Linked DNA regions of Homo sapiens: region 1 is linked to region 2. A link is a contact called in ENCODE Hi-C or POLR2A ChIA-PET data. All regions are on one chromosome and are shown on one strand. The core of a region is the stretch at or near the end of the contact, and the rest is flanking DNA. Distances in the headings are between cores, read along the strand shown.

Evidence for each region. Hi-C counts contacts between places; a loop is a spot of excess contacts on that map. ChIA-PET counts read pairs that join two places held with the same protein, here RNA polymerase II (POLR2A). Pooled maps may share reads with other maps.
Region 1: a pooled map shows a loop between it and region 2 (3-fold over the local background). The contact joins two enhancer-like sites. A Hi-C loop is called at or near these places in 2 of 50 pooled maps. POLR2A ChIA-PET finds 5 or more read pairs at or near these places in 2 of 52 experiments (AG04449 and activated T-cell).

The regions. Positions count from the first base shown.
Region 1 is chr9:5,491,918-5,495,774 of GRCh38, forward strand. All of the region lies in intron 2 of INCR1 (interferon stimulated noncoding RNA 1), which reads right to left. Among named protein-coding and RNA genes, the nearest start is that of PDCD1LG2, 17 kb to the right of the region's middle. RefSeq lists enhancers at 1,544-1,633, 1,844-2,093, 2,124-2,183. Within about 2 kb of position 2,419, at least 12 of the 41 ENCODE cell types and tissues checked have a DNase peak (open chromatin) inside an H3K27ac peak, as active enhancers do.
Region 2 is chr9:4,813,432-4,816,836 of GRCh38, forward strand. The region is part of intron 1 of RCL1 (RNA terminal phosphate cyclase like 1); the gene reads left to right. Among named protein-coding and RNA genes, the nearest start is that of RCL1, 22 kb to the left of the region's middle. RefSeq lists an enhancer at 2,150-2,299. Within about 2 kb of position 1,745, at least 3 of the 41 ENCODE cell types and tissues checked have a DNase peak (open chromatin) inside an H3K27ac peak, as active enhancers do.

The sequences.
Region 1 (3,857 bases), core at 1,169-3,668, 680 kb after region 2:
GGAACAAGACACTGTCCTCTTCCCCCTGCAGTTCCTGAAGGATCTTCATTCTCCCACTGGCCACCTGTTTACCTAACCCCTCTAAAGCCTCAGTTTCCTCTTTTGTAAAGTGAGGGAGCCTTCTCAGGCCATTCACCTTAATTAGTTCCTCTCTATGCCATATAAAGTCCTAGAAGCCAGTTCTGCTGTGGCACATATGCAGCCACCACCATCATCACCAGCATCCCACTTCCGGCTGAGAGACGCAGGCCCCGGTGTCTCCCAGTGTGCAAGTTGTCAGAGCAGGCTGGAAGAGAATTGGGCATTCTCTGTCTCTGCTGTAGAATGACCACCCTGAAGGATAATTCTGCTCACTTGTTATTCTCCTCACTGGACAGGAGACCCTGGAAGCAGAGACAATATCTGATGCACCTCTGCATTCCCACTACCTGGAACATAAAGTCGTTCAATAAATAAACATCCTCTGTTGAATGAATAACTGGAAAGTACAGCCATGTGGCCTTATGATTCCAGAGTAACAAGTAGGAAAAGCAACACTTGCATATTAATTTCTTTATTTTTTGTTTCTGTTTTCTACCTTATCTGGCACAGAGTTCAGAGTAGGTACAGTCATTAAAGAAGTCACTGATTTTTAACATGCCACTTAAGCAAAAGGAGCAAGAAGGCCCTATTTATGTTGATCAACTAATTCAAGAAATTCTGGGCTTTTGTTTTTTCTTTTCTTTTTTCTTTTTCTTTTTCTTTTTTTTTTTTTTTTTTTTTGAGACAGGGTTTCACTCCTGTTGCCCAGGCTGGAGTGCAATGGTGCGATCTTGGCTCACTGCAGCCTACCAGGCTCAAGAAATTCTCCTGCCTCAGCCTGCCGAGTAGCTGGGGCTACAGGCACATGCCACTGCACCCAGCTAATTTTTGTATTTTTTGTAGAGATAGGGTTTCACCATGCTGCCCAGGCTGGTCTTGAATTCCTGAGCTCAAATGATCTACCCACCTTGGCCATCCAAAGTGCTGGGATTACAGGTGTGAGCCACCACACCCAGCCAAATTCTAGGCTTTCTATGTAAATTATAAAATGTAATTTACAAAACTCTGTTCAGACATTTTATCACCAAGGCAGAGAGTGGTCAAATCACAGAGCTAGTAAGGAGTAGAACCAAATCCAGCTTCTCTGCCCTTGGTGTCAACTGCTTTTTCTACTTTCCACATAGCTCCACCCCTCCAGCCAGTCACAATGGTTTCTAAAAGTGGACCTGCCTTTGCAGTTATTCATTCAACAGAGGATGTTTATTTATTGAGCAACTTTATGTTTCAGGTAGTGGGAATGCAGAGGTGCACCAGATATTGTCTCTGCTTCCAGGGTCTCCTGTCCAGTGAGGAGAACAACAAGTGAGCAGAATTATCCCTCAAGGTGGTCTTTCTAAGCAGAGACCTGCCTTAATTCTGTTGCCTTAGGTGAGATCAACTTACTTCTGCATGCTTCCATTTCTCCTCCCCCTTGGTAGATTGAGAATCATGGTATCAGCTCTTCTTAGTGAAAGAAAATCTAAGAAACATAGACAGGTGTCCACATCTTGAAGTAGCTGAAGTTTGTCTTTGGGTTCTCAGCTTCCTTTTCTCCCTCTTGCTTACTTCCCTTCAAGGATTGCTGCCATCAGTGTCATCAAACCCAGGGATTCCCTAATGCTAATCCACCAATTAGAGCACGGCTGGTTACTACAGAACCACTGATGAGTTTCAAAAAATGCAGACTTCTGGACCCCACCCTTGGAGATTTTGAATCAGGAGGTCTTAGGTAGTGCCCAGGCACCTCTATGTTTCAGGTTCCCCAGGGGATTCTAACCTGCAGCCATATTGGGGAACCACTGACCTAACACGAAAACATGAGTCAGCTGTCTCAACTGTATTGAAAGTGATGAATCATCATTTCACTTTAAAAAGAAAAAAATATGAGCTGAAACCAAAGTCATTGTGAGAACCTTTCATTTCCTTTACCTGAGTTTGAATTCAGGTTTCCTTTACTTGAGTTTGAGTTTAGAAGTCTTCTATACTTGGTCCAAGCATTTTTACGGAGATTCCCAAGGTCTTAAGGCAAACAGACTTAAGACCTGTCCTCAGTTTAGTCCTGGGAACATGCTGTAACCCTGATCAGCCCTGGCTAGGGGGACCCTGGGAAACTGGCTGGCTCTGGAGATCCTTCAGGCCAGAGTTGCTGGGAACCACACCGGGTTCATCTTACACCATGCCTAGGTGCTGGGGTCCAATAGTCTTGTCTCCTCTGGCTTCCCAGAGCCAGAACTAGGAAGACGAGAAGGCTTTGGGATATGGCTGGCTTCCAGAGACTGAATCAGCAACTCATATTCTCAAGACCGAGGTGGGTAGGCCTGACACAGAAGGGTCAGGAGGCTGCTAGAATCTATGACAGGGCAGGAACAGCGCTGAGGCAGCAGAAACTGAGAAAGCAGAAGTCACCAGAAAGAGAAAAGAAGTTCAAAGTAGAGGGAAAGACTGAGGAAATAAGCAGGGTGAGTCGAACAGATGAGATGTGCAGAGAGAAGCAGATATGAGCTGAGGGAGAGAGACTCAATGAACCACGAGAGGTGGGCAAAGAAAGCAGCCAGTCCTGAGGTTACCTTGTTTCTGACAGTTTGGGTCCTGCCCATCCTTTCTTTTTTTTTTTTTTTTTTAAGTGATTGATTGTTGGTTGTTTTTTTTTATTATTATTATACTTTAAGCTCTAGGGTACATGTGCACAACGTGCAGGTTTGTTACATATGTATACATGTGCCATATTGGTGTGCTGCACCCATTAACTCATCATTAAACATTAGGTATATCTCCTCATGCTATCCCTCCCCCCTGTCCCCACCCCACAACAGGCCCCAGTGTGTGATGTTCCCCTTCATGTGTCCATGTGTTCTCATTGTTCAGTTCCCACCTATGAGCGAGAACATGCAGTGTTTGGTTTTTTGTCCTTGCAATAGTTTGCTGAGAATTATGGTTTCCAGCTTCATCCATGTCCCTACAAAGGACATGCACTCATCCTTTTTTATGGCTGCATAGTAGTCCATGGTGTATATGTGCCACATTTTCTTAATCTAGTCTATCATTGTTGGACATTTGGGTTGGTTCCAAGTCTTTGCTATTGTAAATAGTGCCATGATAAACGTACGTGTGCATGTGTCTTTATAGTAGCAAGATTTATAATCCTTTGGGTATATACCCAGTAATGGGATGGCTGGGTCAAATGGTATTTCTAGTTCTAGATCCTTAAGGAATAACCACACTGCCTTCCACAATGCTTGAACTAGTTTACAGTCCCAACAAAAGTGTAAAAGTGTTCCTATTTCTCCACATCCTCTCCAGCACCTGTTGTTTCCTGACTTTTTAATGATCGCCATTCTAACTGGTGTGAGATGATATCTCATTATGGTTTTGATTTGAATTTCTCTGATGGCCAGTGATGATGAGCATTTTTTCATGTGTCTTTTGGCTGCATAAATGTCTTCTTTTAAGAAGTGTCTGTTCATATCCTTCACCCACTTTTTGATGGGGTTGTTTTTTTCTTGTAAATTTGTTTGAGTTCATTGTAGATTCTGGATATTAGCCATTTGTCAGATGGGTAGATTGCAAAAATGTTCTCCCATTCTGTAGCTTGCCTGTTCACTCTGATGGTAGTTTCTTTTGCTGTGCAGAAGCTCTTTAGTTTTATTAGATCCCATTTGTCAATTTTGGCTTCTGTTGCCATTGCGTTTGGTGTTTTAGACATGAAGTCCTTGCCCATGCCTATGTCCTGAATGGTATTGCCTAGGTTTTCTTCTAGGGTTTTTATGGTTTTAGGTCTAACATTTAAGTCTTTCATC
Region 2 (3,405 bases), core at 495-2,994:
AAAAAATGTTCATCATCACTGGCCATCAGAGAAATGCAAATCAAAACCACAGTGAGATACCATCTCACACCAGTTAGAATGGCGATCCTTAAAAAGTCAGGAAACAACAGGTGCTGAAGAGGATGTGAAGAAATAGGAACACTTTTACACTGTTGGTGGGAGTGTAAACTAGTTCAGCCATTGTGGAAGACAGTGTGGCGATTCCTCAAGGATCTAGAACTAGAAATACCATTTGACCCAGCCATCCCATTACTGGGTATATACCCAAAGGATTATAAATCATGCTGCTACAAAGACACACGCACACGTATGTTTATTGCGGCACTATTCACAATAGGAAAGACTTGGAACCAACCCAAATGTCCATCAGTGATAGACCGGATTAAGAAAATGTGGCACATATACACCATGGAATACTGTGCAGCCATAAAAAATGATGAGTTCAGGTCCTTTGTAGGGACATGGATAAAACTGGAAACCATCATTCTGAGCAAACTGTCGCAAGGACAGAAAACCAAACACTGCATGTTCTCACTCATAGGTGGGAATTGAACAATGAGAACACTTGGACACAGAGTGGGGAACTTCACACACCGGGGCCTGTCATGGGGTGGGGGGAATGACGAGTTAATGGGTGCAGCACACCAGCATGGCACACTTATACATATATAACCAGCACGTTGTGCACATGTACCCTAGAACTTAAAGTATAATTTAAAAAAATACAATAAAATAAAATTTCCCCCATTCAGTATGTTAGCTGTGAGTTTGTCATATACAGCCTTTATTGTGTTGAGGTGTGTTCTTTCTATACCTAACGTAAGAGTTTTTATCATGAGGGGGTTTTGAAATTTAAAAAAATTTTTTTTAGAGATAGGGTCTGACTTTGTTGCCCACGCTGAAGTGCAGTGATACAAGCATAGTTTACTGCAACCTTGAACTCCTGGGCTCAAGCAATCTTTCCGGCCTGGTCTCCCTACAGGTGTTTGCCACCATGCCCGGCTTTTGTATTTTTTGTAGAGATGGCGGTCTCGCTTTGTTGCCCAGGCTGGTCGCCAACTCCTGGGCATGATCATCCTCCTGCCTTGGCTTCCCAAAGTGTTGGGATTCTAGGCATGAGCCACAGTACTTAGCCTCCTGTCCTTATAAAAATTGTTTTCTGGTTGATTCGTGTCTCCTTTTTTTCTTCCCGTCTTATTGTTTGTCATTGCAGTTTGATGGTTTTCTATAGTGATAAGGTTTGATTTTTTTCTCTTTGTCCTTTGTGTATTTGTTCTACCAGTGAGTTTTATACTTTCATGTTTTTTCATGGTAGTGATTATCATTTTTTCATTTCTAGATGTAGGACCTTCTTGAGCATTTCTTGTAAGGCCTGGCTAATAGTAATGAATTTCCTCAGTTTTTGCTTGTCTGGGAAAGACTTCATTTCTGAAGGATAGCTTTTTTGGGTATAGTGTTTTTGGTTGACGTTTTTTTTTTCTTTCAGCATTTTGAATATATCATCTTATTCTCTCATGGTCTATAAGGTTTCTCTGGAGAAATCTGTTTTTAGTGTAATGGGGATTTCCTTGTATTAACTTGATGCCTTTTTCTCTTGCTGTTTTTAGAATTCTCTTTTTATCTTTCACTTTTGACAGTTTAACTATTAATATGCCTTGGGAAGACCCTTTTGGGTTGAATCTATTTTGGAACCTTTGAGCTTCCTAGATCTGTATGTTCATACCTCTTATCAGCCTTGGGAGCTTTTCACCTATTTCATTTGGCAGGCTTTCTGTGCTTCCTTTTTTCTCCTCCTGGAACTTTCATAACATGAACATTTGTTTGCTTAATGATTTCCTGTAAGTCTTGTAGGTGTTCTCATTTCATTTTCATTCTCATTTCTTATTTCTTTGAGTAGGTAATTTTGAAAGACTTATCTTCAAGTTCAGAGATTTGTGTCTTATGCTTGATCATGTCTGCTATTTTAGTTCTATTATATTTATTTCATTCATTGAAGTCTTAAGCTGCAGTATTTTTCTTTTCTTTTTTTTTTTTGCAACTGCAAATTTTAAAATTTATCCAGGAAGCATCAGATCTGGCCCAGTGGGGTGGGGTAGGGGTAGGTGGAGTGGCTCCATCTTCATTTGGCACCATGCTGAAAGGTACAGTAGCCGCTTAAAGCTCGGCTTGAGGATGTTGGGCCACTGGTCTAGGGTGTATCCTCACGGGAAAAGGGGAGTTTTTGCTGCTTGCTCCTGGAGCAAGACACACTCCAGCCATAGTTCTAATTCCAGGATAGTGTAGCGCAGGCCACAGGGAGCTGGGCACGGTGTTGACTCCTTCTCTGTGGGGAGCACAGCTACGTATGTATACTCCAGGCAGCTTAGGCCTATGAGGACTGCAGGGTTCCTCAGTGGTGAGGTCTGTAAGTGTCTAAGGTATTGATAGGGATCGCTAGGATCCTCTTCCTTACCTCCTTGCAGCAGGGAGAAGTCCTTTTGGTTCCCAGCTGATCCTGATTGGGGATTGGGGTGATAGAAGCTTGGCATTTCCTTCTGCTCTCTCTGTGGTCATCTCGAGTTTCTTTTATAAACTCTTCTGATGCACTCTGGCACCCTTCCTCAGTTATTTGTGTTAAAGTCTAGTTGTTTAATTGTTGTTTTGGCCGTCTTTGTGAAGGATTTCTAGCTGGCCATCTTGATCTGAGCACCTTTTCTTTGATGTATTGGTCAGTTGGATATCCTCTTTTATGAAGTCTCCATTCAGATATTTTGCTCATTTTTCTGTCTTTTTCTTATTTAATTGTTGATTCATTGGTATATTCTGGATATGTTAAAGGATTGCACATATGTTATTCCACTCTGACTTGTCTTTTGACACTTTCAGTGTAGTCTTTTGATAAACAATACTTCATAGTTTTAATATCCAATTTATAAATCTTGCCTATCCTTTTACCATGAAGATACATTCTCTGTGAACTTTAAAGTCTTCTGTTTTAAAATATAAACTCTGTGTTACATTTAGCAAACTCATTTGCCATTCTTTTTAAAATAGAATTTGACTGAGAAATAGATACCAAATTTTATCAGGTGGTTTTTCTGGAATAATTAAGCCAGTTAGTTGAATTTTTCCCCCTGCTTATATAATATTATATTTAATTAATGTTGTTGTTTTCCTTGTGCTTTATCCGCAGCCCTTTTTGGGATGCATCTTTCTTAATCACAGTAGTAATTTTAAAAATGTGTAATTTAAGAATAACATACTTTCTGAGATGTTATTTAAGATTTTTCATCTGTTCTCATTAAATGAGATTAGTTTGTAATTCTGATGTTTTTTAGTGATGTTCTTAACTATACTACAATAGCCATCTTTACACATTCTTTTTTGTGCTTTGGGTAATAATAATAATAATTGTTATTTTTTTGA